Regions from separate parts of the Homo sapiens genome. Here region 1 is linked to region 2. A link is a loop called in an ENCODE intact Hi-C map of the cell type or tissue named here. Cell type or tissue: OCI-LY7. All regions are shown on one strand. Each heading gives the region's core, and the rest is flanking DNA. Links, peaks and the distances in the headings are about the cores only. Region 1 overlaps ATP9B (ATPase phospholipid transporting 9B (putative)). Region 2 overlaps ATP9B (ATPase phospholipid transporting 9B (putative)).

What was found. A loop is a pair of places that touch in the nucleus more often than their neighbours do. Peaks named below come from ENCODE experiments on the same cell type or tissue, not always from the same donor. Only the 100,000 strongest peaks of a DNase experiment are listed, where the experiment ranks them.
Region 1: a loop joins it to region 2, with 4 times the contacts of the local background. A loop is called at or near these places in 4 of 110 quality-filtered maps.

What each region holds. Positions count from the first base shown.
Region 1 is chr18:79,189,020-79,204,920 of GRCh38, forward strand. ATP9B (ATPase phospholipid transporting 9B (putative)) reads left to right here. Exons shown (of 30, transcript NM_198531.5): 9 at 4,164-4,244. Among named protein-coding and RNA genes, the nearest start is that of ATP9B, 130 kb to the left of the region's middle. In OCI-LY7, for the core only: no CTCF peak of the experiment used is centred there; DNase peaks (open chromatin) are centred at 5,002, 5,462, 8,702 and 11,722; H3K4me3 peaks cover 2,933 bases; H3K27ac peaks cover 6,148 bases.
Region 2 is chr18:79,239,166-79,255,066 of GRCh38, forward strand. ATP9B (ATPase phospholipid transporting 9B (putative)) reads left to right here. Exons shown (of 30, transcript NM_198531.5): 12 at 14,216-14,376. Among named protein-coding and RNA genes, the nearest start is that of NFATC1, 150 kb to the right of the region's middle. RefSeq lists enhancers at 6,155-7,354, 10,844-11,630 and a silencer at 7,416-7,625. In OCI-LY7, for the core only: CTCF peaks have their summits at 7,553 (motif pointing left) and 7,756; a DNase peak (open chromatin) is centred at 7,546; H3K4me3 peaks cover 289 bases; H3K27ac peaks cover 787 bases.

The DNA of each region.
Region 1 (15,901 bases), core at 3,806-11,805, 51 kb before region 2:
GTAAAAATTGTACCATTTCACATAAAATACAAGAATTTTGTCCTTGAGGCCAGGCACGGTGGATCACGCCTGTAATCCCAGCACTTTGGGAGGCTGAGGCAGGTGGATCACAAGGTCAGGAGTTCAAGACCAGTCTGACCAATATGGTAAAACCCCATCTCTAATAAAAATATAAAAATCATCCGGGCGTGGTGGTGTGCACCTGTAATCCCAGCTATTCAGGAGACTGAGGCCAGAGAATCGCTTGAACCTGGGAGGCGGAGGTTGCAGTGAGCCGAGATCTTGCCGCTGCACTCCAGCCTGGGCGACAGAGCGAGACTCCATCAAAAAAAAAAGATAATTTTGTCCTTGAATAGACCTGTTTCCCCCACCCACCCTTTGTACTATACATTCCCCTTGAACAACACAGGGGTCAATTGTATCAATCCCCCACGCAGTCAAACATTTATGTGTAAACTTTTAACTCCCCCCAAATTTAACTGTTAATAGCCTACTGTTCACTGGAAACCTTGCCGATAACCTAAACAGTTGATTAACACATATTTTGGATGTCATATGTATTATATACTGTGTCCTTACAATAAGGTAAGCTAGAGAAAAATTATTAAGAAAATCATACGGAAGAGAAAATACACTTATATAGTACAGTACTGTATTTTTTGATAGCACAAGTTGACATCACCTGTTTACAAGGTGAACTGTCTGTCTGAAATGGTGGGCAGCCACAGCTGCAGACTTTAATCCACCACACATACTTAGCAGCTCAGTTTTTTCTTGTAGTGTGATGACTTTTGTCTACTTTTTGAGAACATTTCCAGCATCACTAGAAGCACTTCTTATTGGTCCCGTGGTATTATTCAAGGTTCACGCCATGGTATTACGCCAAACACGATGGAAAACATGTGAGCACCATGAGCGAGCACTCGGAACTGTGATGCACAGGGTCCTGGAGCGGAGACGGCTCACACAGAGGTCAGTGGTGCCGCACCGCATTTCCAGCAGACCCTTGCACGCACTCCCCGCAGCAGCAGCAGGAGGGGCTGCGACACGATTCCGGGAGCACAGTGTGTACTGCACTTAGTTCTGTGCAGTTAGGGTTTGATACTGCATCTTCAGGATCATTAGCAAGTCACTCGGCTGCAGATGGTGTCATGACCTGTGTGTTTAGGTTTTATTTTAACTTTTTGTAATAGATTTGTGTATATTTTATTGTAGTAAGTGATATAATAGACTATGTCTACATACATTTTATGTTCTCATGTTATACCTAACTTTAAACATTTAAAAAAAAATTCTAGGGTATGTGGTGTATCTTCAAGGTTTTTCAAATTATCAACAAATCTCCAAAAGTTTTCTAACAGATTTATTGAAGAAAATTCATGTATAAGTGGACCTGCACAGTTCCAACCCATGTTGCTCAGGAGCTCAATGTACTTTTTAATATGTAGTATATCTACACATATCATAAACTGTTCCAGCCCTTTTTATTTATACACACACACACACACACACACACACACACACACATATACATATATTTTTGGCACAGAGTTTTGCTCTGTCACCCAGGCTGGAGTGCAGTGGTGCGATCTCGGCTCACTGCAACCTCTGCCTCCCGGGTTCAACCAGTTTTCTCCTGCTTTAGGCTCGTGAATAGCTGGGACTACAGACGTGCAGCAGCTTGTGTGGTTAATTTTTGTATTTTTAGTAGAGACGGAGTTTCTCCATGAGGGCCAGGCTGCTCTCAAACTCCTGGCCTCATGTGATCCACCTGCCACGGCCTCCCAAAGTGCTGGGATTACAGGCATGAGCCACCGTGCCTGGCCCATTTTATTTATATTTTAAAGGAATTAAGATTAAAAACAGGATTTGGGGGTTTTTTTTAAATATTTACTTAGATATTTACTACTTTTGTTCCTTACCATTCCTTCTTGAAGATATGAGTTTCTGCCTGATATTGTTTCCCTCTGCTGATATTCCTCTGGTGGATGTCTGCTGGAATGGAGTTCTCATTTTATTTATTTGACAGTGTCTTTATTTCACCTGTATTCTTAAAGAATATTTTTGCTGGATATTGAATTCTGGCTTGACAAGTCTGCCTTCCACACCCTCCACCCCTCACTTTAAATATTTTGTTCCATTGTCTTCTGACTCCATTATTTATAATGAGAAATCAGTGGTATTTTGATAGTTCTTCTCTTGTGTATAATGTGTTATTTTTCTTTAGGTATTTTTGAGATTTTTTTTATTTTTGGTTTTTAGCAATTTGATTTTGATATTTTTAAATTTTATTTATGTGTTTAGGGGTTTTCTGGACATCCTGAATCTGTACATTTCTGGCTGACAGTAAATTTGGCATATTTTTAGTCATTATTTCTTCAAGTAGTTTTTGTTTTTTCATCCTCTCTCTGTCCACTCATTCTGAACCCCAGTTACATGCATGTTAGACTCCGCGATATTCCCTTCATGGTTCTATGACTGTATTCATGTTCAAAATAATTTTTTCCTGTGTCTTTTTGAATCATTATCTCTTGACCCGCATTTAGATTCACCATCATCTGTAATCTGTTAATCCCATCTAAAGAATTTATTGCAGACATTGCATTTTTTCAATTTTGGAATTTCCATGTGCTTCTCTGTTCTTAAATACACTTTCTCTTTCTTTGTTGTGATTTCCTACTTGCTTACTCGTTAGGAGCATGTTTTTCTTTAAGATGTGCTAAAGCTGCTTTGAAATTCTCATTTCTTAATGCTGAAGTTTGACCATCTCAGGGCCAGTCTTCACTGATCATGTTCTTTCTTGATTATGGACCTTGTGTTTTTGTTTCTTCATATGTTTAGAAATTTGGATCATCTCTTCATTTTTTTAAATGATTCATTGTAGAGAGGCAGGATTCAGGATTCTGTTAGGTTCTCCTGAAGAGTACTGGTTTTTTGTTTGGTTCTGTTTTAACTGGTAGCTAACTTGACTGAAGTCAAACTGCAGACTCTACCTTTCTGGCATTAGGGAGCTGCTGTGGTGTTCTCGGTTCCATTCGTTTAGTGGATATAGTTTAGGGCATGATAGGTTAGGTGTCAGAATGAGATCATACACAGATTCGGCCCCTTCTGAGGCACTCTCCTTTCTGAGCTTCCATTTCTTTCTCACTTTGCAGCTGCTGTGGTCACCCTAATCTCTCACCTCTGCTTCTTCATGTCTGGGAGTCTGGGAGGTTTCTGTTTGAGTTTTAGCAGCCATGACAGAACTTTATACACTCACACGTACAGAATGGAAATCAAAATTATAGAAATGGCAAACTCTGTGTGTTAAAGGGTCATGGGTTGGGGGGCGGGTCACAAGACCACCCGAAATTAGATGGTTTATTAGGAGGACTCCCAGGACTCAGCATATGATCCTCCCCCTGGCTGTGATTTATGACAGCAAAAGCATACAGCAGAGTCAGCAGCGAGAAGAGGCACTGGGGTGGCGTCCATTGGAGACCAGGCTCAGCCTTGCCTCTGGAGACTTTCTGATTTAACCTTTATGTGTAGCCAATGAATGAAGCAACCTAAACCCTATGTCTTTTCTGCTCTAAAATTAATGGTATGAAAGTAGCCATGATGTGTGTTTCGTGAAAGCTTTCCCATGTGATTGTATAAGTATGTGTCATGAGCATGTGATTCAGACACACAGGACAAGCATGTCTTCATGGCTGTAAGGAAGGCCACCCTTAGCTTATAGTGACCAGTGCCTGCTTGAATGAAAGCATGTAAACAGATCTAGGAATTTATTAAACTGTTTTATAAAACTTGTGAGGAATTGCGATGGTTCCTTATTTCCCCCTGAATACTTTGATACCCAGGTGACTTCAAGATACTCCTAAACAGGCTCCACCTCTACCATTGGAGCCCCCTGGACAGGCCCCGGGGCTGCCTGTTTTGAGTGTCTCCTGCATGATTTTGACTCACACCTGCTGTTCAAAAGCACACCCTGTCAAGCTTAAAAATGGTTTCTTTCTTTATCTGACATTCTAATTTATAGTGTTGGCACACAAAAATCTAAGAAAATCAATGATTGCTTTTGGTAAATAATATATGAACAATATTAATCAGCAAATGAGAAATTTCCAAGTAATTTTACTAAACTATAACATTCTAATCGATTCAAATGTTCTGTATTCCAGGACCTTTTTTCTATCAGTGCTTATGTTTATGCTCAGAAACCACAAATGGACATTCACAGTTTCGAAGGCACATTTACCAGGGTAAGTTAAACCTGTTGTTCAATACAAATAGAGTTATTGTGTAAGTTAAAAGTAGCAAACCTTTGAGACAGTAATTCAATCAAGAATAAATTCAAACAGAAGTTTCAAACTAGGAAGGGAAAACCTATATAATGTTTGAAGTTCTTAAGTGTACCCATATTAAATATGTCTTTGGGATACATTTAGTACAGTTTTTGGAATTTTTTTTAGCATATTTACTAATAAGATCTTTATCTCCTAAAATATTGTGAATCAGTTAAATGAAGTAATTTATTTTCATTCTGACTGAATAGTTGGTATACTATCTTATCCACATCATGTCTAGCTTTTTACTGTCTGAGTTGGGTGGGTATTTATATATATGTGAGTCTGTACATGCATGTTGTGTTTCTTTATACACATATGTATATTTCATGCCACACACTTTATATTATTACAGAGTTTTGTTAAAGCTGGAAGCACCTTGCCCCTGACTAACAGGGCTTGAGAGACTCAATAACTCTTTATTTTAACAGCTTATAACTGATATTATAAATGCTTTATAGTAAGGGATTTTAGTACATGACTATAGGTTATTTGTAATTGCTGCAGTTATTTTAAAAATACTTTTGTTGGTGAATTCACCTTTATTTCACTCTTGGTCACTTGCAGGGATTGGCAAGCAGTTGTCATCACTTGAAAAAGCATTTACAGAGCTTATATAATGTGACAGTTAGTGTGCAGACTATGGGAATGTGAAGCACGGGCACCTGTGAGGTCGTTAAAGTCCCTTGGGGCACTGGGCCTTTTGTAGCTGCCTATTTCCATAGGTGCTGCACACAAGCATGCATAAGATGTTCATGGAGGGACAGAGGAGGAAGCATGACCTGGTGATAAATATCATGGAGTGAATTCTGAAATAAACTCACATCTTTTTTTTTTAAACAAAAGTAGTTACTATGAAAACAACATGTTCTTATTAAAGACAACATATGAGAATAAATGTTACAAAAAGGTACCCTTGGTAAGATAAATGAAAAGGTATTTATGTAACCACTATTAAGAATTTGAAATATTATTTGCTTTCTTCCTTTCCTTTTCTTGCTGTTTCCTCTAATTTATATTGCTCATGACTTTGAAAAGTCGGAAATGTTCGCTAGACAATGTGTGGAAGTACAAGGAAGTCGGAGAGCAAGTGCAGGTTGGCTGAAAAACCTGGTTCAAACGGGAGCGTATGGCTCAGTCTGCAGGTGTGACAAGGGCTGGGGCGTATTGGACTAGAAAGGTATCAGTGGCTTGACCGGAGGAAGCCATTGAAGGATCTTTAGCTTAGAAGAGAAATGATAAATACAGATGTTTTAAAAAGATGCATTCATAAATTCTGATTCCCTTAAGATAATGGTGGCCACTTAACTTTGTTACATACCACACAGGCTTCCAAAATCATACAGGCTAACTATGAGAGTAGAGAGTTTAATCTGTAGCTCATGTTTAGCAGAAATGTGAGACAGAAAATACTGTGAACTTCAATTTACTGTAAGTGGGGAAAATATCCAAAATAACACAGTTAGCTCCAGAGCCAGGATGGTGCAGCAGAAGGAGATTGTCTTGGGATGCTGATATCATCCAGGTTTTGCACACAGAAGAAAATAATGCATCCTGTGAATGACTTGGGTAAGTAAAGCTTTGGGACATTGAAGGGACTTGTGGAGAAAGTACAGGTTGGAAGTGACGTTGGGGGAATGTATAGGGGCAAGGGGCACTGGTAAAGAGTTGGTGGCTCTAGGAGGCTTGGTTAGGAAGAAAAAGACAAAGTTGACCTTCCTGAAACATTATAATAACCATCAGAAGAGTCAGCCCACACCATCCCAAAAGGATGCTTTTCATTGAAGACATAGAACTTCATTGTGCCTGTAGAAGAAGGGACTCTTGGACTAAGAAACAAATTCCACCTCCCATCCTTGGAATAGGATTTCCTATTTGTACAGATTCAAGAAAAATAGCTCTTATTATTATGAATAGAAGAAACTCATCTTGCTGTCTCGCCCAGGCTAGAGTGCAGTGGTGTGATCATAGCTCATTGCAACCTCAAACTCCTAGGCTCACACAGTCCTCCTGCCTCAGCCTTCTAAAGGGTCGGGATCATAGACATGAGAGCCATCGTGCCTGGGCCAATGTAGTTATTAACAGAAGAAAACATAAGTGGGAAGCAAATTTTCAATTAATAAAAAATTTCTAAAAGCAAGGAAAGAAAAAACCTCAATGCAAAGTAATTCTATAACAGTGCAACAAGCCTGATTTAAATGTTACTAACCAAACAATGGTACTTAGGAAAGAACACCATAAATCAGACATTTAAAAACACAAGAATCAAAATGGAATAAATTTCTCAAGAATGTAAGAATAAAAGCTCAAGAATAAAACAGGATAACGTGAATGAGAAGGCTAACTGAACTCAGGAGAACACTGAACGTGAGCATCTGAGAAGGGAGGACCGAATCACAGCGTGCCTGTGGGGGATGCACAGTAAGAGATAGGGAGGTTGTAAAGAAGAGAGTCAAGGAAACGAGATAATCAAAGAGGTGAAAAGGACTAGAAGTTGATGGATGTGGAAGATTGGCAAGAAATACTCAACATGAGAGTCTTGAAACAAAATCATGAAATGGTTTGAAACATTGACAGCTCAAGTGTGTGTTATTAAATACAAGGATGTCTGAAGGTACACACTAAAAGGGCCCAGCATGCACGTGAGAAAACTCCAAGACGTGTAACTGCTGTCATATTTTACATATACAGGGAAAAATCCTTTGATCTCCCTGGGAAAATGACCAGCTCCCCACAGTTGGAAGGGGCCAGGTTGGTGTCAGTGTTCTCAGCATACGGAGCCATACAAGAGCAGCACAGCCTTTCCAGGAGGCTCAGGGGAAGAATGTGTGAGTGGAGTGTTTTGCTCCTTCAAAACTGTCCTGCAAGTGCCAATTCTGTGGAGAGCAGTCTCAAGCATACAGAGTTCAGGTGTGTTGTACACATGAGCCTTTTGTGAATAATCTTACAGAGGATTAGCTCTGCCTGGCTGATAGATGACCTGGGTGGAAGTTTTATGGTGAGCACTGAAGATCTAACAGACGTAAGAATAAAACAGTGGAGGGAGGATGGGTGGAAGATGGTACAGTGTATATGAATTTTATACGCTTCCTCTAATAATCAGCTGAAAAGCAGGAAGAGGAGGAGAAAATAGAAGGAGCTCATTGGTTGCTACGTGGGTGTTAAGGCAGTCAGAGACTATTGAAAGCTGACGAGCTCAATAGTAGCTGTCAAAGCAAGGAGAGTAGGATGAAGGCAGGCTACTGGGACAGTGGCAAAATGGTAGTGACCAGAAAATACACACCTCACCAAAAAATAAATTTGGTTTTAAAAATTAGACAACAGTTGATCAATTCATATGGCTAAAGATGCATAGTATGCAGGCTCTTTCACACAGAAAATTAATTGGATCAGAAAGCCTAAAGGAAAGATATATCAAGCAAATACAAATAAAAAGGAAACAGGAGTTGCAGTCTTGGTACTTAACAAGAATACCAGTATAGAATCGAGAAAGCATTTAGAATGAGGTGAAGAAAGATGCTATAAGATAATAAAGTCCGTCATAGGAAACTTTAACATCTACCTGCAGTTCCCAGTGGGTCAGGTGGACAGAAAGGTAGGAGAGGCATAGAAGAGAGAGCTCAGAACATGAGCAGTAAAATATATCATTTTAAATTTTTATTGAACTTTGTTCCCCAGTAATTTTTATTTGAGCATATATAGGGTGTCACCAAAAGTTGAACATACATTTGCTTGTAAAGAAATTTTTATTTCTATAACATAGAACTCATACAGACAATATTCTCTGATCACAATGCAATAAAATTGGTAAGCAGTAACAAAATCAGTGAATGAAACGACTTTCTGCCTGTAAATGTAAATATATTAATCAATTTTTGTATCATAGGAGAAATATAAACTGAAATTGGAGAATTTCTATAAAATATTGGTAATGGAGACACTGCATATCAGAATCTGAATCTGTTTGATATGTTTGGAAATAGGAAAATTTATAATCTTTATATATATATAGCAATAAAAATAAAAATGAAAATTAATGAATTAAATAAGTATATGACAAAGTGAACAAAAAGAGTGCAGAGGGAAGGAAGAACATATAAAGGTTAAGGTCATATAACTAAAAAATAGAACCTTAAAGCCATTCTGTTAGGGTGGGGATTTCAGAGGCCAGGTAATAAAAGGAGGTAAGTTTTTTAAAAAATACTGTGTGTTAAGTGATACAATATTGATTCAGAGTAAACTGTGATAAGTAAAGGTTGCATATAATAATTCTCAGAGCAACCACTAAAAAAAGAAAGAGGTCAGTAGAGGTGATGAAGTTAGATGCTAAAGTGGGATCAACTGGTTTCTTTCCCCTGAAAAAAGACAGGTGCAGGAAACCCAATACCAGGTGTGACAAGTAGAAAACAAAGAGCAGCAAAGAGCAAGATGGTTGACTCAGTAATTAAACGTCTCTGCAGTTAAAAGGCAGAGACTGTCAGACTGGAGAAAAACATAGTACCCCCGAATTCATAGAACTAATAGGCAACATAAAATCTACGAGAACGGATTTTTTCCTTCTAATCTATAGAATAAGGACATGTAGTTTATTAAGACTATAGAATATTAAAATAACATTAGGAAGGCACTTCAGCATATTGACAGATATTATTAAATGCAACAGCTACATAATACACATTTTTCAAAATCTCATGGAACAATCCCAACTATAGTTGAATATAAAACAAGTCTTAGTATATTTTTTTAAAATTGCAATTGTATATTCACTAATTACAATATGGAATTAGAAATAAATAAAAAATCTTTAAAATCCTCAGGTATTTGGAAATTAAACTCAAAAACCTAAGTTTAAAATTAGATGGTTTAAATCCCCAATTAAATGGACAGGAGTGTCAAGTTGTATAAAAAAGCAAGATTCAAATATATGGTGCCTATAAGAAAACACATTAAAAACACAGGTAAAAAGTAAAAAATAGATACCGTACCAACACTAATCAAAGCTGGAGTTACTTATAGTAATATCACACAAAGTACATTTCAGAACATAATGAGAAAAGGGTTTATTATGGAGACAAGTAAGCCCTAAACATTTATGCACTAATAACAGAGCTGCAAAATACGGTCATGAGTTGCTTAATAGTAGAGTTACATTCTGAGAAGTAAGTTAGACCATTTCGTCATTGTGCAAACATGATGGAGTGCACTTACACAAACCTAGATCGTGTAGCCTACTACACACCTAGGTTATATGGTGTAGCCTGTTGCTCCTGTACTTCAAACTTGTACAACATGTTACTGTGTTTAATAATGTGGGCAGTTGTCACACAATGATAAGTATCTGTGTATCTAACCATAGAAAAGGTACAGTAAAAAATGCTGTATAAAAGATTAAGAAATGATACACCTGTATAGAGTACTAACGACAAATGGAGTTTCCAGAACTAGAAGTTGGTCTGGGTGAGTCAGTGAGTGAGTGGTGAGTGAATGTGAAGGCCTGGACATGACTGCACACTACTGTAAACTTTTTAAACACTGTACATGTAAGCTACACTCAACCTATTTAAAAATGTTTTTCTTAAATAGTAAATTAATCTCAGCTTCCTATAACTTTAATTTTTTTTTTTGAGACAGTCTCACTCTGTTGCCCAGGATGGAGTGCAGTGGCGCAATCTCAGCTCACTGCAACCTCTGCCTCCCAGGTTCAAGTGGCTCTTCTGCCTCAGCCTCCTGAGTAGCTGGGATTAGAGTCACGCACTGCCACGCCGGGCTAATTTTTTGTATTTTTAGTAGAGATGGGGTTTCACCGTGTTGGTCAGGCTGGTCTCGAACTCCTGACCTCGTGATCCATCTGCCTTGGCCTCCCAAAGTGCTGGGATTACAGGCATGAGCCTGTAAACTCATTTTTACATACCTATAACTTTACACAAAGTAAATTACACAAAGTAATTTGTGCCCGGCCCTATAACTTTAATTTTTAAAAAATCTTTTTACTCTATTAATAACACTTAGCTTAAAACACAAACACATTGTACACCTGTACAAAAATATTTTCTTTATATACCTAGTCTGTAGTCTTTTTTAGTTTTTAAAAATTTTACTTTTTAAACTTTTTTTTGTTAAAAACAAAGACACAGCTGGGCGTGGTGGCTCACGCCTGTAATCCCAGCAATTTGGGAGGCCGAGGCTGGTGGATCACGAGGTCAAGAGATTGAGGAGACCATCCTGGCCCATATGGTGAAACCCCATCTCTACTAAAAATACAAAAATTAGCTGGGCGTGGTGGCACATGCCTGTAGTCCCAGCTATTCAGGAGGCTGAGGCAGGAGAATCACTTGAACCCAGGAGGGTAGAGGTTGCAGTGAGCTGAGATTGTGCCACTGCACTCCAGCCTGGTGACAGAACAAGACTACATCTGAAAAAAAAAAAAAAAAGAAAAATGCAGACACACACACACACACATTAGCCTAGGCCTACTCGGATCATCAGTATCACTGTCTCCTCCTACACATTTTGTCCTGCTGGAAGATCTCCACGTGTAATAACAGGCAGGGATTTGTCCCAGGATAACAATGTGTTTTTCTGGCAGAACCCTGGAAGGACCTGCCGGAGGCTGTTTTACAATTAAGTTTGTCTTTTTATAAGTAGAAGGAGTACACTCTCAAACAGTGATAAAAAGTATAGTAACACATAAACTAGTAACATAGTTGTTTGTTATTTAATATTATGTACTGTACATAATTGTATGCACTAGACTTTCATGACTGGCGGCCCAGTAGTTTTGTTTTCACCACCGTCACCACAAACACGTGAGTAATGTCTAATGCTATGACATTCTGATGGCTGCAGCATGACCATGTGGTAGGAATGCTTCATCTCTGTTATACTTTGATGGGGCTACTGTGGTTTGTGCCATCCACTGTCTACTGAAATGTTGTTATGTTGTACACGATTGTACCTGAAGCAGAAACTGTTAGAACTTCAAGGAGAAACTGACAAATCCATTATGATAGTTGGAGATTTTAATACCCACTTCTCAATAATTGAACAAATGAGTAGGGAGAAAATCAGTAAGGATATAGTAGAACACTATAGTGTTGAAGAACACTATTCATGAAGTTGACCCCATTGATAGATACAGGGACTTAAGGCAGCAGGATGGGTAGCTTACCCAGTGCACACAGAACATTTATTAAGGTATGCCAGAAAAAAGCTTAGGAAAAAAAAGGCAACTCATAAAATATGCTCTCTGACCAAGTGGGCTTCATTAAGAAATTATAATAAAGGTTTCTCGGAAATTGCCAAATATCAGATAATAAAGGATACATTTCTGAATATCTTGTGAGTAAATGTGTTTATGTCAGAGCAGAGGTGGAGGTGGGGACTGTCGGGGTCAGAGCAGAGGTGGAGGTGGGAACGTTGGGGTCAGAGCAGAAGTAGTGGTGGAATTGTTTTCATCAGAATAGACTTGGGTGGGGCCCTGGATTTCCAGGCCACAATGCTCAGTTGCCATTGAGGTTCTAGAGCCTGAGGCTCCCACACCCTTTTAGGAGCTGGTGCTGGCTGTTGCCCTGGCTGCTTTAGGACGGTCGGTTGGCCTCTCAGGTGCAAGTGCCAAGTGTTGAGCACAAACTGAATTTAGGAACGGGAATGGCTTCACCCCATGAGGCACAAGACGTGTGCTGATGGCCTGGTGATGGTGACCACTTGTGGGAGGCTGTGCCACTCAAAGAGAGAAACTTATTTGTGGTTTTCAAGCTAATTAAAGATACATTTACTTTGTGTAAATTACTTCAAGTTCATTCACACAGATAGCCTTTCATTGCCTTTGATGTTTTCTAACAGTTTTTTTCTCATTTTAGATATATCCATTCTGAAATCTGAATTATTTTGATGATAGTTCTTGATTTTTCTGTGTATTTTTCAAAAAGGAAGAGAATAAAGACATGATAAATAACTTGTTTATAATGAGAAAATGGAATTCAGTTAAATTCAAATTTATCAACTGGGCATTGTTAAGGAGTGGTATCCACTTATCTTCCTTTTTTATAGTGTAATATACATAAGACAAAATATCTTTTGTGTCAGCTTAAATACTTAAATAAGAATTAGAACAAATTGGCTGGGCATGGTGGCTCATGCTTGTAACCCTAGCACTTTGGGAGGCTGAGGTGGGAGTTGAGCCCAGGAGTTCGAGACCAGCCTGGGCAACATTGGGAGACCTAATTTACTTCTTTATTTTTTGAGATGGAGTCTTGCTGTGTTGCCCAGGCTGGAGTGCAGTGGCGTGATCTCGGCTCACTGTAGCCTGTGCCTCCTTGTTCAAGCAATTCTCCTGCCTCAGCCTCCCGAGCAGTTGGGACTACGGGTGTGCGCCACCAAGCCCAGCTAATTTTTGTATTTTTAGTAGAGACGGGGTTTCACCATATTGGTCTCGAACTCCTGACCTAGTGATCCACCCACCTCGGCCTCCCAAAGTGCTGGGATTACAGGCGTGAGTCACTGTGCCCAGCCCCTGATTTCTGATTTAAAAAAATTTTTTTTTTAATTAGCCTAGTGGGGTGGCTACAGCTGGAGCACGCCTGTAGCCTCAGCTATGTGGGAGGCGGATGTGGGAGGATTGCTGGAGCCTGCCAGGTTGAGGTGGAGCCTGCCCTGAGCTGTGATTGTACCACTGCACTGCAGCCTGGGTGACAGAGTGAGACCCTGTCCTAAAATATATATATATACGGAATTAGAGAAAATTAATTCAAGGTCCCTGTGGCAGTATACCCAGTATGCATGCTGATGCCTGTGCAGAATCTAATGGAGATGTGGCGCTGTGATGGTGTCTGCTTCCTCTTTCCTCAGATAATGTGAGAACAACCTAAATTACTGATTGTATAACCTTTTTCATTATGTGAATGATTGATATCGCTAATTTCACTTATTGTTCAAAATCTGTATGTATTGTCTTGGAAGTTTGGAGTTGTAAATTGTAGCCAGTTTTGAAGTATTAGCAGTATTTATAGTCCTTTAACATCACATTCCCAGTTAGTCATTTTGAGAATGTATTTTCTGCTGTAATTTCTTTTGCAAACCATAGCACACTTACATTGTTCATGTCTTCTTCAGCCAAAATACTCTCCTTCAAAAAAGCAAACCTCTGCTGTTTGTTAAGTAGGGTATGCTGTTGAGAGAACAGCATGAAATGGTAACATTTTGCATCCTCCCCCAAGCAGATTTTATCTGTTCACACTTATAGACCATTAAAGAGAAGGAAAGTGAAATAGAACATTTTAGAGATAATTTATTTTCAGTCTTCCCAGTCTTTATTCTGTGCTTCATGAGACTGGTAAAAAACTATCTTTTGGAATAATTTTCTCCATGTTAGAAAAATGTTTATAGTCAATCATCGCCATTCCAGAACTGAAAGAAAGATGCATAGATATTGTGTTTTCTTCAACATAAAATTGTGTTAGAGACAGAAACATTCATATGGAAAAATGGTCATAGAAAAGTAACAGGAAACCAGCTAAAATTTCTAAAATGAAATTATATAGAACCTTTTGTTTACATTTGAGAAACCCTTCTAAAATTTTTATGTTTTTTAATGCCCTTATTCTCTTGGACTTTGACATTAGGAGAAAATATAGTACTAAAAGATTGACATGCATCAATAATTAAACTTTCATATCAAGTGAATCATTAGGAAGAGTTTAAAGGGAATACAATTGTGTGAATTTCTACTTGGGTGGTGAAGTCACGATGGGCATCTTCAGGCAGGAGAACCGGGAGGAGCAGGTGCCTGATGCCTCATACAGGTGGAAGGCTTAGAGTAACAGCAGGCAGGAGGCCCTGGAGGAGCAGGTACCTGATGCATCATGGAGGCAGTAGGACGTGGAGGAGCAGGTACCTGATGAGCGATAGAGGCAGGAAGCTTAGAGTAACAGCAGGCAGGAGGCCCTGGAGGAGCAGGTACCCGATGCTTCTTAGAGGCAGGAGGGCGTAGAGGAGCAGGCACCCGATACTTCGTAGAGGTAGGAGGCTTAGAGTAACAGCAGGCAGGAGGCCCTGGAGGAGCAAGTACCTGATGCTTCATAAAAGGAGACTCAGAGTAACCACAGGCAGGTGACTCATTATAGCATCATGCTTGTGGGCACTGCAGGTGAAAGACATCTTGATTCCTGTGGATATTAGAAAAAGAATTTCATGAGTGTTCTTTTGTTTATTGGACAATGTTCATTGCCTATTCTGTGCTAGGTGCTAGGAAGGTAATACCCATAAAATATGGGATTAGAAACATGTCAATTGCTCTGATACAATAAAATTCTGAATTTATGGTAGATAAAAATTTTATTGCTTCAAGTTTTAAAATGATAAATAGGGAATTCAGTATTTGGCTTCTTAATGCCAACTGTATGCTCAATTGGCTGTGCCAACGCTGGAACCTCTAGACCCCCAGCAGGTAAAGGATATACCGTGTCAACCGTATCTGGGAAGTAGGAATGAGGATGTCTATCTTTTTTGTTTCTTCAACAGTGTTAGAGGATATATATCTTTTTTTTGTTTCTTCAATAGTGTTAAGCTGAGTTAGACTGTAACACCATTTGTTTGAATGAATCAGAAATTGCCCATTTCAGTGCAATCCTAAATTCAATTACAAAGTAGTCTAATCCATAGAGGCTACTTGCTTTTTCTTTAAAGTTGATATTTTGGTTGTTCTATCAAATCATAAAAGTCATAGGGATAACTCAGTTTTTCTGGATTGTTTATCTTAGCATTGAATAAATTGTATGCCTTTACTCTGAGCAGCTACTTTAGTTATAAACAAAGTAAACAAAAGGCAGTTTCCATCTGGTATTTTCTGTGGAAAAAACAAGAACAGTGTTGGAAAATTAAGTACTTGAATGTTCTTCTGTGTTTTAAAGCCCGTAATAGTGGTGTGTTAGCTACTGTGCAGGAGCTTAATTTCATTCCAGTGTATTTTGACATTGGTAAACATATTACCATTAGTATGAAACTATATAAAAAATAAAGCAGTTAAAGGTATAAACCACTTTTACAGCCCTCCTCCCTTCCTGATACAAATACTAGTATTACTCTTTTGACTCTTCCTTTTAAGTTCTTTTCCCTTGTAAACATGCAAATTTATATTGGGATAATATAATTCTCAGGTTTTCCACTTAAAAATATATATCCTTAGTATTTTGCATATGAATACAGGTTAATTATCAGATTTTTATAAGTTGTAACTGCTAAGTTCAGGAAAGCATGCAACATGTTGTACTTGATAAAGTGGAATTAATTGAAGGAAGTAATTCCTAAGGGACTGTAGAGTTAAAGGTATTTGTGTATCTGCAGAAATAGTAATTGGTCCATGCTGGAGTCAGCACATACTGTAGACAGATTGTTTCCATCCAGGCTGTGTCTGCAGGGCGCCTGCTCCTTAAGACCATTGACATCACTGAGAAGACCTCTTTGTGTCCTTTGTTGTGGCTGGCATTGCACTTGTGCCTACTGAGATCATATTGTAGATGACGTAACCAAGGTACTGTTTATTTAAATGCCAGTGTATATTTTTGAAATGATTTTTT
Region 2 (15,901 bases), core at 4,393-12,392:
GATGGTGTGAAAGAGCTGCAGAAAGCATGCAGGGAGGTGTCTGGGGCGAGACAGGGCCTGGCCCTGGTGGACTGTGGACTGTGGACCACCGCGTGTGCCCCTTCAGCCCTCTTATTTCCACCGCTCCACAATTCATGACAAGTGCTGCATCTTGAAACCAAAACAGAGAGGTTGGGAATTTACAACAAACCAAATTAAATGATGGTGTTTCTTGCAGACACTGTGAGCCCACCCATGGAGGTACACAAACCATCCTCATAAAACCAAGCCCCAGAGTGGGTTGTGGTATGAGCACCGCCAGCCAAGTCTGCTGTGGCAGGGACAGGGACGTAGGACGATGGTGTCACGGCACTTAAAATTGTCTTCAGAGGATGATTTCCTTCAACCTGGAGTCATTGTGCCGCCATTGTCTAGCATTGTGCCATGCTGCTTGTAAAAAGAAATGGAAGAAAAATCAGCTTCCCTGCATGCATCATTGTGCAAGAGGTAGCTGAGGACCAGGGCTTATTTCAGGCACTTGACTGCAGTTTCTTTTATCATGTAAATTTCTTTCATGTAAGTTACATGATAGTCCTTTAGGAGTAATGTGTTTTCTCACCTTGCTGTTTTCTCGAGAGCATTGTTTTGTGAGGGCGGTTGATCATCAGTTAATTATTACACGGAGGCGTTACTGAAGAGGCATCTGAATGTGGCTGGGAGAGCATGGTTCCTGAGGGCTAAGCGTTCCCAAAGGATGAGCGGAGAGGCTTGCTCTGCCTGCGTCCCCATCAGCGGTGACCAGCAGATCACCACGCCTCAGGGGCCCCACACCCGCGGTCTCTTCCTAGAGCTGCAGTCCCAAGCTTGCCTGCGCTCTCTGGAACCCTCCAGAGTGTTCTCAGCGCAGCCCACTTTGGTAGCACAGGAGGAGAGCCCTCCAGCTAGAAAGCTCCAGTAGAAGCTGGCGAAGTGAGGTGAGGGCATTGTCCTCAGTGACTTTGCTGGACTCAATATTCCCCTCTGTTAAGGGCCTACTGCCTTGGTAGGTCATTTGGATTACAACATTAAATTATTTCATGTAGTCTCTTCTCCTTTTCTCGAAGGGCAGTAATTGATACCAGTTGAGCAGGAAGTTTTATCACATCCAAATGAAAATGGTAGAAGAAAAAAATTTTAATATAGAAAATTCAGCCTGTTTTATTTCATGAGCTTTACCACATCCAAATAAAAATAGTAAAAGAGAAACATTTTGATAAAGAAAATTCAACCTGTTTTTATTTCATGAGCCTAATGGAAGTTTGAGTAGTTAATGGAAAGTTCTGGCCGGACACAGGCTCACGCCTGTAATGCCAGCACTTTGGGAGGCTGAGGCAGGCGGATCACCTGAGGGCAGGAGTTCGAGACCAGTCTGACCAACATGGACAAACCCCGTCTCTACTAAAAATACAAAATTAGCTGGGTGTGGTGGTGCATGCCTGTAATCCCAGCTACTCCAGAGGCTGAGGCAGGAGAATCGCTTGAACCTGGGAGGTGGAGGTTGCGGTGAAGCCGAGATCGTGCCATTTTACTGCAACCTGGGCAACAAGAGCGAAACTCCGCCTCAAAAAACAACAGAAAAAGAAGGTTCAACCAGAGACATCCAATTTTGAGAATAAAAATAATGTCACTTCTAAAGCATACTAGTGGGCCCTGGGAACCTTGGCATTTGGCAGTGTCGGGCCAAGGATGCAGAACTGAAGTTGGGGACGGGGAGCTGCTCGGTCTCCAAGCTGCCATGAGCTGTGTGTTCTTGACCAAACACCTAACCTCCTTAGAAGTGGAATAGACATAGTAAGACCTGGCAGAGTTAGGAAGGCTGAATAACAGACATTACACAGCAGCACTTGTTAATTGTAAAGGGCTATTGGGTTGTAAGCTGCTTGTGGTCATGAGGGTGGAAAAATGAATCACTTATAATTTGTTAATAAATTTAAACCAAAACTTAAGCTGTTTTATGTATTAGTTATTAGTGTGGAGTTAGTCTCATCAAGGTAAATCAGTTATGCATTGATTTTTTTGGTTGTCTCAAGCATTTTGACTGCGTTTTTTTCTCTGTGTAGAACATGGACAGATGGGTTTGTCCCGTGTGAGAATTCCGCAGCCTTTCCATTCTCTTGCTGCCCCTCCTCTGTTATGGCCTCGCTACCTAGGGTGATACTTAACATTTGAGCAGGAAGTCTTGACAAACGACTCTGAGATTTTCAAGCTTTTCTTAGATCCCCCGTAGTGTGAGGACCCACAGCTTCTCTATCGTCTGTCTTGAGAGATGTCGTTCTTTCTCTGTGGTTCTTCTGGCCTCCGTCGTCAGCCAGGGTGCTGATCAGGTTCCATACAGAGTCTCACTTAGAAAGTGGCTGTTTCTAGCTCTAACTACAAGCAGCATTCATCCAAAGTTAGAACCTGTTGACTGTATTTTGCCACAAGACAATTCACTAATTACTAGAATTTTAGCTCCTTGAGTTTAGGGCAACCTTTTCGTCATTATGCAGCATGCCTGTTTTTATCAGCTAATATGTGTAATTACATTTAGAATAAGTGCACTCTAAGTGCTTTAATGGTATTCTGATATTAGTGTTGTGACCTAGCAGTTGTCTTCTGCTGGCTGAATAATTAGTTTGTTTCTAAGAGCTTTAGAGTTTGATAGTCGCCAAACACAAGGGCTTCCTTGTGGAAGGTTGATGGCTCCCAGTGACCCTTCGCTGCCATCTGGCACAGATTCAAGGGCTGCTGTCATCTGCTGCTAATTGCTGTCACCTGCACTTTGGAGTCCCTCAGCACTGGGATGCTGCTGCCTTTAGAGCGGGCCCCTCCTTGGGCCCACCTGTGTGTGCAGGAGAGGGAGCACCGCCGTGGGCCTGTGGTCTCATGCAGGAGCATTTTCAGCCAGTTTTTATTTTAATGCCTGAGGTATGAAAAATGGTGACCATTTTGCGAGGGTTATTAATTCGCTAAATCCAAGCGTTTTGTCTGTTTTATGATTTGTTTTAATGGTTCTCATTCTTAGTAGCCTGTTTAGGCTGGCAAGATTGTTTCCACAACATTTTACGGAAGACTTCTTTAATCCTCTTTCGTAAACTGATAAGCCATAGTCAGGGCACTAGCCTATAGCACCATATTATATTAATGTATTTTACTTGTAATTTAGAGAACAAGAAGAATATCCTGATTTGAAGTCTAAACTGTCCCCCGTGGCACTGCACAGCTGATAACCGCAAACGAGAAAGATGTGTATATCAAATAGTTTACAAAATGAAGCCAGCTGTGTTTCCCTACATACTGTGGCTTCCTGACATGCATCATTAAACCTTATTAGCTACTTCCTTTTACAAAGATTCTTGTAGTCTTGAACATTGCATATTAACATTTTCTGCCCCTCCAACTGGAAATTATTTGCTTTATTGTAGAGTGTCAACTTGCTCTAGTTTCTGATGCGTTCTAATTGGTACTTTGGAGTATAATCATCGTGTGATACCACGCCATGCATTTCTTTATTTGGAAATTAATACAGACCTTTTCACTTTATCTGTCAATCTGAGCAACTTTTTACACAATTCTCAACTCTTGGGATTGCTTACAAGCCATTAAGTATGAAATGGCTCATAAAGTGTCTCTGAAGACATAAAGTAACACAAAAATTTTAGATGGTTTAAAATAATGTTGCATTTTGCCAAGATACCAGTAATAAACCTCTTAGACAGTTTTAATAATAAAAGGGTGATTATGCAAGATGAAAAGTTTATTTAACCATATTACCTTTATCATTTAAAATTCTCAGCAAATCTGCCAGTTCATTTTCCTTACAAAAGAATACAAATCCTAACAACCATGGATTTTTGAAAACGATGTAATTCAAAGTTAGCTATTAGACTGCTATAACTATCCTTCATTCTTCTTTCTCTTTCTTTGCTATTCTATGTCTGCAATTCTGCTATTCTGCCTTAAAAATTAAAACGTTTACCTATTATTAGCTTCTGGTTAATAGCTAGTTAAGCAGATGTGTGGGCGGAACAGAAAATGTACAGAACCTAGTGACTTTGTTCACGATGATAGTAATTCTGAGGTGTTTCAGACATTGGTCAGCATTTTATATATCCTCATGTTTTTAATATAATTATAAATAGGTGAATATGCATTTAATTGCAAGGGGAATGAAATAGAATACTGATTGTAGTTCTGATCAGCAAATATTTTAGTCATACGTCTTGTCAAGACAGCTAATGGCTCTTGATTTAAAAATAGTGTTGAGTAGTTTTACATAGTGGTAGGTGCCAGATATCTGGAGAATGGGATGGAGATCTTCCAGTGGCTTATAAATCCCCACATATTTACACAATAAGCCAAGAAACACAGAAGGAGAGTGTGACATGTTACTTGACAGTGACAGCCTTGTGTCCTTGACTAGGTCCTGTAACATCTCTTCTGTGCTGATTCTGATACACCTGTATGTAGGTTATCAAGGTGGTGGAAACATGCTGAAGTCAGCTGGACCACAGTTGAGCACTTAAGCATTAAGGAATTTTCCTGATCATTGTCATTTTGTGGTGGTTTCTAAGATACTGTTAGAAGAACAATTAGCAACTTCAAATGCTATGTTTAGTGTTTCAAGTAGCCTTAATGAAACCAGACTTTCTGGAATCTCACATAAAAATGTTTTTCACTGATACTGTTTAGTAAATTCCCTTGCACAAACCATTAAATATGTTATACTTGTTGGCATGCCAAAGCAAGAATTCGGATGCCAACATTTTGAAATTAATTACTGAAGAAATTTCTCACTTTACTGTAGAAACTAATCTGTATCATTACCTCTTAATAAAGATAATCTAAGTTGGAAATTAAAGTTTTAATTATAAAATTAGTGATCTTGTTTACTAATAATCATTTAACCATTCTCTTTTCTAAAATTTTATAAGAGAAATAAGCAGGTGGAAAGTAGTCTCCCCACTACCCCCCCTCCGCCCCCTCTATTCTCCGCAGTTTCTTTAAAAACACAGTTTTCATGGCCATGTTCCAGGCAGGCTCCATGGAAGGAGGGCTAGGCTGGTGCCTGTCTGCTGGGCCACCCCCCTGCCCTCCTGTGCACCTACATTTGCAAGGACTCACTTTGCTTGTGGAAAGGAATGGTCCCATCTATTTTTCTCTTCTGAATCACAGCCTTTTCCCACCATCTATGGCCCAACATTTCCAAGGTACTTACTGGAATAATTTCTTCAATATCTCACATTCTGAACACTAGAAACGCATCAACTAATTTTTTTTTTAAGCTCCTTGAAAAGAGTTCAAAGCTCTTTGAAGGAAAGACAGACCTTGTGCTTGGGAATTTCGGAATACTGTGACATTAGAAGCCCTGACCACATATTTAGTAACTTTCTTCATGAGTTTTTAATAGAATCTGATGACATTTTAGTACTACACAAGATTTTTTGTTCAGCAACATATTTTGTAAATTATACTGTAATGAATATTTAAAAGTATATTTTAAGAGTGTTTCTACCCTACCCTGAGATATTTAAAATAAAGACTTGCTACATTCAGGGTAAAATAAAAAGGCAGATACCTCCCAGAAGAAAGATTTGTAAGGAGCATAGTCTCTTCAGTGTGTACTATTAGAAACAGACTGAGAAAATGAAAGGAGATGCGTGCTCTGTATTTTAAATCATTTTAAAGAAAGCCATGGTCTTCCCTTTCTTACCATGTCTCTTAAAGTTTTATGACTCCTAGTAAGAGACTTTCTTTTACAATATCAGTACCACTTAGAGTTATTATTAGAATAGAATCTATTTTTTATATGCTTTGGGGCAAGAAGTATTTGAGTGTGTGCCTTGTAAAGAAGCATGAAGCAGTCAGAACTCCTGGGCTCCTAGGGACCCTGAGGTCCAGTGACCTCCCACCCCCCACTGTCAGGATCTGCTCTTCTTGGAGTTCCTGCAGAGCTTGCTGGCTTGTTTGTAAAATACAATGAGAGCTTTATAACCCCCCTAAAGTCCTGGGTATTGTGTGTTTAGATAGTAAGGGTTAGAGAATAGGTTCATGCTCTTTGTAAAATACTTGTTAAAATAAATATAAAATTACCCAAATAAACTGTGTATTAGACTGAAAACCAAATGCCACTTCTATGAATGATGTTGCATGTTGAGGTTTCTGGTGTTAGTGGGTAGCTTACGTTATTGAAGGAATTATTTTAAATTGGTGGCTGGTCTTGGCAAAACCATTTAAAATTGATGCCTTCCTACATTAAGACAAAAAAAACAGTAAATCTGTTCAGGATCTTGAAATCATTAAGGAAGCTGTTGTTACAATGTTATCAACTTAGTTTTTAGCTCTGAAACTTCGAAAAGCCTTAGGAGGGCACCACCCTACTGACTGAGGAGGGCACCGCCCTACTGACTGTGCGGAGGGCACCGCCCTAATGACTGTGCGGAGGGTACCACCCTACTGACTGGGGAGGGTACCGCCCTACTGACTGAGGAGGGTACCGCCCTAGTGACTGTGCGGAGGGCACCGCCCTACTGACTGTGCGGAGGGTACCGCCCTACTGACTGTGTGGAGGACACCGCCCTGCTGACTGAGGAGGGCACCGCCCTACTGACTGAGGAGGGCACCACCCTACTGACTGAGGAGGGTACCACCCTACTGACTGAGGAGGGCACCACCCTACTGACTGCGGAGGGCACCGCCCTACTGTCTGTGCGGAGGGCACCGCTCTACTGACTGAGGAGGGCACCGCCCTACTGACTGTGCGGAGGGCACCACCCTACTGACTGCGCGGAGGGCACCACCCTACTGACTGCGGAGGGCACCGCCCTACTGTCTGTGCGGAGGGCACCGCCCTACTGACTGAGGAGGGCACCGCCCTACTGACTGTGCGGAGGGCACCACCCTACTGACTGAGGAGGGCACCACCCTGACTGTGTGGAGGGCACCACCCTACTGACTGCGGAGGGCACCGCCCTACTGTCTGTGCGGAGGGCACCGCCCTACTGACTGAGGAGGGCACCGCCCTACTGACTGTGCGGAGGGCACCACCCTACTGACTGAGGAGGGCACCACCCTGACTGTGTGGAGGGCACCACCCTACTGACTGCGGAGGGCACCGCCCTACTGTCTGTGCGGAGGGCACCGCCCTACTGACTGAGGAGGGCACCGCCCTACTGACTGTGCGGAGGGCACCGCCCTACTGACTGAGGAGGGCACCGCCCTACTGACTGTGAGGAGGACACCGCCCTACTGACTGTGCACAGCATTTCCGAGGTCCTGTCTTGAAATTAGGGCATCTTACGAGATGCCAGATTTTTATTCAGGGCCCCCTTCCTACCCCCCATAATCCAGGATGTTCAAGTATGTAGATTCTGGCCAGCATTCTGCGTGACAAAACATAAATTTAGGGTAACGCTTTTTGTCAGAAATAAATAAATGAGTGAGTGTATGTGATGTGCTGGACTGGTTGGGTTAGAAATGGCTGGCGCTTTCCAGAGAGCGGGACTGCAGGGATCAGGACGCGCGCCGGCCTCGCGCTCCCCCTGCTGGCCGCGCCCCGCGCTCCCCGCGCTCCCTGGCTTCCCCTCCCAGCCGCCTATGGGAGGTGTGAGTACGACTCTGAGACAGATGACTCTGAGACAGACGTGAGCACCGCAGCGGTGATCGGCAGTGTAGTGACTCCTACACTTCAGCCTCCTCCTCCTCCTGATTTTCAGTTAAACAATGTGGTGATTGTAAAATAAGATTAGGAATGATGTACATTAGAAAATGGATAGGCTTATCTTAATATTCAGTGCTGGATTTTTAACGTAATTTCTATACGTAGAGCAAAAATTAAATTTCCAGATAGTTTCTGGATCATTTTGCATGTTATCACATGCATATTTTTGTTTTAAATATGGCTTTGATGTATCACAAGTTGAGAACATTTGAAAGAATTTATAATACTAAAAATAAAAGTTTTAACTTACTACTTACCTTCCAGCCACTGTGTTGCTTTGCATGTGCTGACCTTTCATATATTGATTTACTTTGCGAAGGTTCTAATATATCAGTAAAGGCTGCCACACACTAACAGATGGAATCCAGTTGTCCTGTATGAACGTAGACAGTCAGCATGAGTTTTGTAAGGGCGAGCATGAGATGTGTATATGTGTATACATGTGTTCAGAGATGATGCTACTTTCTGACATTATGGACAATTATAAAAAATTCTGGTGAGTGGATACGTGTCCTAGGAAATGCTAGAGCCAGTATTGACATTTCTCAAGCGATCTAGGAGTCCAGCAGTTTGAGAAGATAACCTCATTCTGCACTCATGAAGCCCCCTTCAAACTTAGCAGGTAATATGCTTGCAAATTTTAGTAATAATTTTATCCTTAAAAACATGTTTATATAGGTCGGCGGACAGAGTGACAATCAATATGCATAGTCTGTAACATCAAAAGTTGGGTAGCTCCAGTTTGTGTAAACTAGGTGTGAGGGTTTACTTTGAACTCCCTTGTCTCTTAATTACGTGTCATATGTTGGTTTCAAACGTGGTTTTGCTTCCCTGTTTAGTAGCTGATTCTTGCATTAATACTTTTCTTATTTATACAAAAAATATAGTACTTTTTTATGTTAATGTTCAAGGGAAAACATTTTATATAATAACTATATAGCAAGCAAGGGAAAAAGCTTAAATTCTGAGTATAGAATAGGCAAAATGTTAAATTTCTTGGTAGGCAAACATGTAGGTTATGAAATAATTCTTTCAGAATAGACTTTAAATTGTCTATTGTGTAAATACAGGTTTTGATTTTTAAGAACTAAGGTGATAAATTGTAACATTAAGAATTGTTGTGCTGATACTTATTTAGGGAATTCTTAAAGCACAGATTATTGAGCCAACAGACTATAATGGCCAAAAGAAACCCTTCTTATTTCGCAGATCACTGAGGCGATAAACGATAATGGCTCAGCCACATCTATAGTGTGCGGTCAGCCTGCATGTACTACACACACTTAAGGCTTAGTAGTTCATATCCAAAAAAGAATAATAAACTTCAGAAGGAAAAAGACTATGTAGCATCACTTTTTAAAAACTAATACTTTTAATTTAAACTTCGTAATGGAAAAGTTGTTGCTCTAAAATTTAGTACTTAGATTTAGTGCATGAGTTTCATTTATTTGAAATGCAGAAACACAAATGAAGGTCTGAAAATTACTTATTTTTTTCTTGTCTCTTAAGATTCTACTAGCAGTGGAAAATATAGGGCTTATTTGTTTCAAAGATACTTAAAAGAATATGCTTTTTATAGGAATTTCAGTTAGGTTAATGCATAGCCCTATATCAGTTTTGTAGTCAGGGTCCAAATTCGAAATGAAGAACTGATCCACAAATAGTTCAGCTGATGAAAGACAAGCAGTGTTAACAGTTGTGTTTTTCTGTACGTAGTCAGCCATGTACAAAGCTGTTCTTCTCTGCTAGTGCAGAGTAGCATGAATGAATTGGGTGTCAGAGTCGAGGCTTTTCAAATTGTCCTATATTCACAGGGAAACTACAGGACAAACTAAAATAATTTAGTTTTCTGCAAGAGTTTAAATTGGCTATTTGAAGTTTTGCATTTTACTATTCTAAACTACTTCTTTGTAAGGGGTAAGTACGCGTGAGTTTTAAAAGATGGGTGAGAGTGTTTGGATGCCGACATCCTGTTCACCCAGGGTGACATCATCAGCAGTAAGTGTTGCACAGGCACTTTGTTGAATCATGGATAGGGCCTGAGACTTTACAGCATTCGACGTCTGCTCCAATTTGCCGTGTACATTGATTGCTTAGGAACTTAGTAGTATGATGTGAGTTTTAATTTTGAGATGGTTTGAAGTGTTGCTGTGTCATGGAGATAAGGTCTGATTCTCACTCGTCCGAGCATTCATTTAAAAAAAAAAAAAAGCCTGATCTTTTCTTGATTAAGCAGGAGAATACCGTATTTACCCTTTATTGTTGGTATAAACCATTATTTTACTGAGAACCATTAGCTATTTAAAACTTGGTACATAAATTAAAGAGGAGCTAAATGGATTTGTGATCGTTGCCATTAGTAGCATTTTAGATTATACAGGCAATTATTGTGTTCATTATCCTAGAACAGCCCCTTTGCAGAATCATTGTGGTTGTCTTAGACATTATGCACAAATTTTCCCTTGGAGATTAAAATTTGCAGTAGCATATTTAATTTTGTTATTGCAGTTGTTTCAAATAAATATTATGACAAGTAGAAGAAAATTTGCTTTACTAATATAGGAGATGACAATGAATGTTGAAAATAACTTCTAAGTGTATTTACATTACCTTTTCTTAAATAGTCGTAATTACTTCAAGTGATTAATATATTTTATGGGTGAAAAGTTTACAGTCATGGCAAAAGTTATCTGGTCTGTCCAGGTATTTAAGACATTTTTTAAAGAAGGAAGAGATCCACATCAAAACTAAAGTTACCACCTTCTTTATAGAATCTGTAACTTTATAAGTTAACTGGTTTTTATTTTAAATAGTTTATAAGAGTTCAGATTGTATTTTAGATCAGTTGAAGAAAAGCATGTTTCAGAGAAATTGAATATTAAAAGATTATTAATTGAAGTGGGTTAAAAAAATGCAAGTGTTGAAATGTGTCTTTTCTTCTGTTTTGTTAGAATTGAAAAAATAAAATAAAATAAAAGCAACCTACAAGCTTTACACTATATGCTGTAGTTTGGTTACAAGTTATATTCCAGGAACAACAGTCATAGTTCAGAAAATGCCACCTGCAAGGCACAGCCCATCCTTGAAAAGTTATATTTTATTCCACTAAATGTTTTATTGCTCTTAAGTTTAAAGGGGTTGGGAGAAGACAACATATACTTGGCTTCAAAGTGATTACATTCACTAGTCAAGCATCTGACCACATCTGTCTTCATCAATGAGAAAGGTAATAATGCTTTGATGATCTGCATATCGGTGTGCAGTGGGCGGCTTTGAATGTTTCCATCCAATACGTGGCATTTTTTGAAAGGAAACTTTGTATTCATTTCTGAATGTTTTTGTCCTGGCTTTTACAGTTCCTCACTGCTATGTTGCAGGGGAAAGTGTGAGGTGGTGGTTATGCATTTTGCAAGACAGTGATTCTTTATTTTATTACAAAAAAAGACCAACTCTGGAAGGCCAGATTAAATCATTCCTTTCACTTTTTAATGGGATTTGGATGAATAGAGTAAAATATGCACTTTGCATTCATTGATAGCATCTTTAGGTTGAGGTAATTGAGTCTTTTTTCCCTGAGTGAATGAATAATGACTTCATCTGATCCTCAGTGAGGCCTGAAACTTAGACCGCCTTTGTCACAGCAAAAGGATCTGGGCTTTGAAACATGCTCTACTTCCCTGGCTTAATTTTTCTTCATTTTAATCCAAAAACCTATTTTTCTCAATAATTCAAGCATAAACTATGTAGTAGTTGAAGTAGCGGAAATTGCACGATATTTGTCCTGGTTGTGCTGCTTTTTAAATAGAGCTGATAAATCAGCCGCTGTGGTCTTCAGCTGCCCCATTCTCAAGGGAAGGCACAGCCCATACCCGCAGCAGCGTTGGGAACTTCAGAACTGGTTGAGTACCGCTCCCTTTCCGACCATTTGTGATCTGGGGGAGCGGCGCTGTTACTGGTACTGTGGCTGACCCAGAGAAGAGAAAGCCCCATGCTGGAGCTCCGAGATGCTGCTGTGGACGTTTTACTTGGCTAGAAGGGGATCTGCTGCTGTGAATTAGAGGGCAGTGTGCTTTCTTGGGAGAATATAGAGCTGGGAATGTGCAGTCTTTGAAGAGTTTCTGTTGAAAATGAGCTGCTGTCTGTGTTGCTGTATTGCAACATGGAGAAGAGTTTTTGTGGCAGGCCAAGTGTCTCATTAATTGTTACATTAGAATCAAGTCACTATTTCATATAAAACTGACACTTTGTGTTTGAAGTGTCCTCAGGAGTCTTACACAGTGAAGTGGCCAAGTGAGCCCTGTGGCAGTGTGCGCAGGACAGATCACAGGAGGGGCCGCCCCACCCCGCTGAATGCGGCATCCCGTCTGTGTTGGTCATGGAACCCACACTCGGCACACCAGTCCCATGGCTTTAGGGTCCTTGTCATCGCTACTGTTGTGAAAGGCCATGAAGTATTTATTAACCGATGGTAGTGCTGACTGTCGGCCACAGGAAGTGATTTAAAACAAGCCTGGTTAGAAAAGAAAACTTACTATTTTATGATTCTGTTTTATAACATAGATCACTGGTGTTCATCTTATTTCTCCTACTAGATTAGCTTGTAGGTAAAATCTTATAGTTAGCTTATTTTCATAACCTTAGAGTTTAGCACAAAATGTAGTAGACATTTCAATTTATTTGTTTAATTAGTTGACTTTTCTTCGCAGCTGCACTTAATGGACTTTCTGACAAAGTTTTATTTTTGCTTGATAACTGCAGGTTCTGATGATCTCATGAGAGTTTGTGGAAAATATTAATCAAAACCAGATATAAACTAAATATATGAGTTGTGGGAAAAGGCTAGCTTTCTATTGGGCAAAGTTGCAGATTTTTCAAAAGGCACTACAAAATAAACCAAGTTATTTATTAGCTCAGTAATTCTCAAACTTTATTTTTTTTAATCAGGTTTTTTGCAGTCATGTTTTCTTTGTGTACTCCTTTTCAAAAGTTGTTCCAGATTCAGGAGAAATTGAGATGGCAGATAGATAACTAACCTGATAGAATTTAGTCTTCCGCTAATGTCACATAGATCAGAAATAAGTAGGTAAGTTAAGTACATGCTGTTCCCTGACCTAGTGATGCCAAAGGCAGTGGCCTCTCACCCTGGCACCTCTGCCCTGTGGGTACCACCACTTACAGATGAGGAAAACGAGGTCTAACAAAGAGTTTAAGGGTGTTCCTCAAGTCACACATTTAGTAAACAGAGGAAGTGGATTCCAATCCAAGTGTGTAGTAAGAGCAGTAGCAGCACACATGGGGGGCGTACTGCCCAGTAGGAACCGTGGCCACTGTGCCATGCGCTCCCTCTTCGCATCCCCTGGGGGCTGTAAGGAAAACATCCCAGAATCCCTATTTTACAGATAAGAAAACCAAAGCCCAGCTTGCCCAAGGTTATGCCGCTAAGTGGCAGGGCCAGCATCTAAATTAGCCTAAATCCAGAGTCCCGAGGAATCCTAGTTGCTGTGCTGTGTCACTTCTCCCACCCTTCCTGCAGCGCCGAGTTCCCTCTCATTCCCCCAGCCCTACTCACTGGACTGCCTTGTGGTCTTTCAGGGCTGAAAGCAAGCAAGGAGAAACAGTCCATAGCGATTGCTAGAGCTCGAAATTGAAGCTACATGCTTCAGAAGAGCTGTATTCTCTTAACTTGTGCAGTGAGAGCTGCTTGGGTTGCTAGTTCTCTCTGTTTCCAAGATCCTATACAGAATGCAGCCAAAAAATTGAACTGATGCTTATTGACATAATTTGCCCTCACAGTTTGCTCAGCTGGTAAACGATCCATAGAATGGACTTGCATGTAGCGTGCCTTACTGGGAGAACACACAATGTAAGATCTGTGCAAATTAAAAAGGTTTTATTTTAAGCTAGCTAACTATTGCTTTTTTTTTTTTTTTTTCTGTAAGACAAGTTCTTTCAGAGAGACTGCTGGTAGATCGGAAAGACATACATACTGTCCTGTTCTTGGGAACTCTCCATCTTGAGTAGAATCCTCATGGGGGAGGTGCAGAGGCACCCACACGGATAACAGAGGCATGGTCATGGCGTAGCACATGCAAGGAAGACCCGCCTGCGCCCTCAGAAGTCTCTGTTCCCGGGCTGGGCCCTCAGAACTCTGTGTTCCCCTGCTGCGCGCCGAGCAAGCTTCCAGTGCCCTTCTCTAGGCTTGCGTTTCACTTTGCCTGAGCCGGTGACCAGCGCGCCACCCTCCAGAGGCCGTGTCTGAGTTCACTGCGGCTGTGTGCTCTGGCCCGTGTTTTGTCAGTAGACCCTTTCTGGAAATGCTCTGGGGATCATGATTCATTTCTAGAAATTCTGCCTGAATTTTCATATTTCATTATAATAAAGGCTAATACCAATAAATTTTAAAGTTTTTTTTTTATGTCATCACTACCATGCATTCTGATTTATAATATTAGGGACATTGTGGTTAGCTTGTTCATGTATTATGTGTTTTTCTTTCAGGTTGGTTTGTTGGACCTTGAACTCAATCGGCTGACGAAAGCGCTATTTTTGGCTTTAGTTGCTCTTTCCATTGTTATGGTAACCTTACAAGGATTTGTGGGTCCATGGTACCGCAATCTTTTTCGGTTCCTTCTCCTCTTTTCTTACATCATTCCCATAAGGTAAGTTTAAAAATGAAAATAAAACAAATGTCTGGTTTCATTGAGTATGATTTTATTGAATTTATCTTTCTCAGTATGAAAGAAATTACCCAAACAAAGCTAGAGAAGTAGGAGCCAGAAGTTCTGAGGAATCTTGAGGAATTCTTCTGTGGAAATGTTGTTGGGGGAGACGTCATCAGTGCCGGTAGAATGATCTAGAGGTGCCATACTTTCCTGATAGTGAATGTGTTGATGGTGTCTTCTTCAACAATCAGAAGATATTTCCTGATGAAACATAAACCAGAATTTCACAAAATTAGTTTTGTTTTTTGCTGATAGACTTTTAAATGTCCAGTGCCCTTTGATCTGTGTGGAATCACTGGCATTTTAAAGTTCTGTTTAATATATCTAATATCTGTCAAGTTAGATAAAATATTAAGGCTGTGTTTTAGTAGGGACTATCATTTCAGAATGTTAACCTATATTATAACTACAGATTGGAATATAAATAGTTCATATTAGATGCCTATTTAATGTAAAGACTAATATTTTACCATATAAACATAAATCCATTTTAAACTATTTTCTAAAATATTTTAAGAAAGATATTCTTAATATATATGATTTAAAATTTTCATAGGAATGAGCAACTGAAACCTAATGATGGATAAAGTATGAATCTAGAATATCTACCTTTTGTAACAGAGAATGGACTAAAACGGTATAGAATGCTTAGGCTCAAGGATGTAGCCACTTTGAAGAGAAAGATATCTCTATTTCTAAACCAGCTTTCTCCAAAATTTGCTCTAAAAGGTGATGTCTCTTCCATTTACTTACGTCATAAAGTCAGAGCTATAATCTGTTCTTGGGATGTGTACACACTGCACTGCCCTCACAGGCAGTCACCAGGAATGAATCCAGTTGCTCTCACCCAGTCTGTTCGAGAGGTAGGAAATCAGCCTCCTTTCTGCCCGTCACAGTACAGATTCCTGTGGATGCTGCCTTCCATGGTGTTGCTGGTTCACGGGTGGCCAGGCCTGTGCAGAGAGCACGCAGCAAATAGCAACTTCTCATTGCGGCTGTGTAACTTGCTGCTGACATAGATTTTCTGCACTCCATAAAGCTGACTGCAGAGATGGCTGTTCCAGCCTGGCTTGTGGATTAAACCTAATAAGGCCCAGCTTCCCCGCTCTCCTCTCCCACCACACTGCAGCTATCCCCATGTGCCAGCTGCTTCCCACCCTAGCTGTGTCCTCTGCTTCAGTGCTCCTCTACCTCATCATTCCATGGCTGGGCTTGTCTTGTCACTCGGCTCTTACCCTAAATACCTTTCCTCAGAGAGGCTGCGTTTGTCTGCTCAGTACAGACCAAGAAACAGCCAGCCACTTGCTATCATAGCAGCCTATTGAATTCTGTGTAGATCTCTATGACATTCATCTTGTTTGTTGCCTGTTTCTCTCTTCTCACTAAGCCCTGTGAGAATAGAGGCCTTGTATGTCCCGTTTGTTGTTGTGTCCTAGTTAGGACCTAGAACGGAGCACGCTTG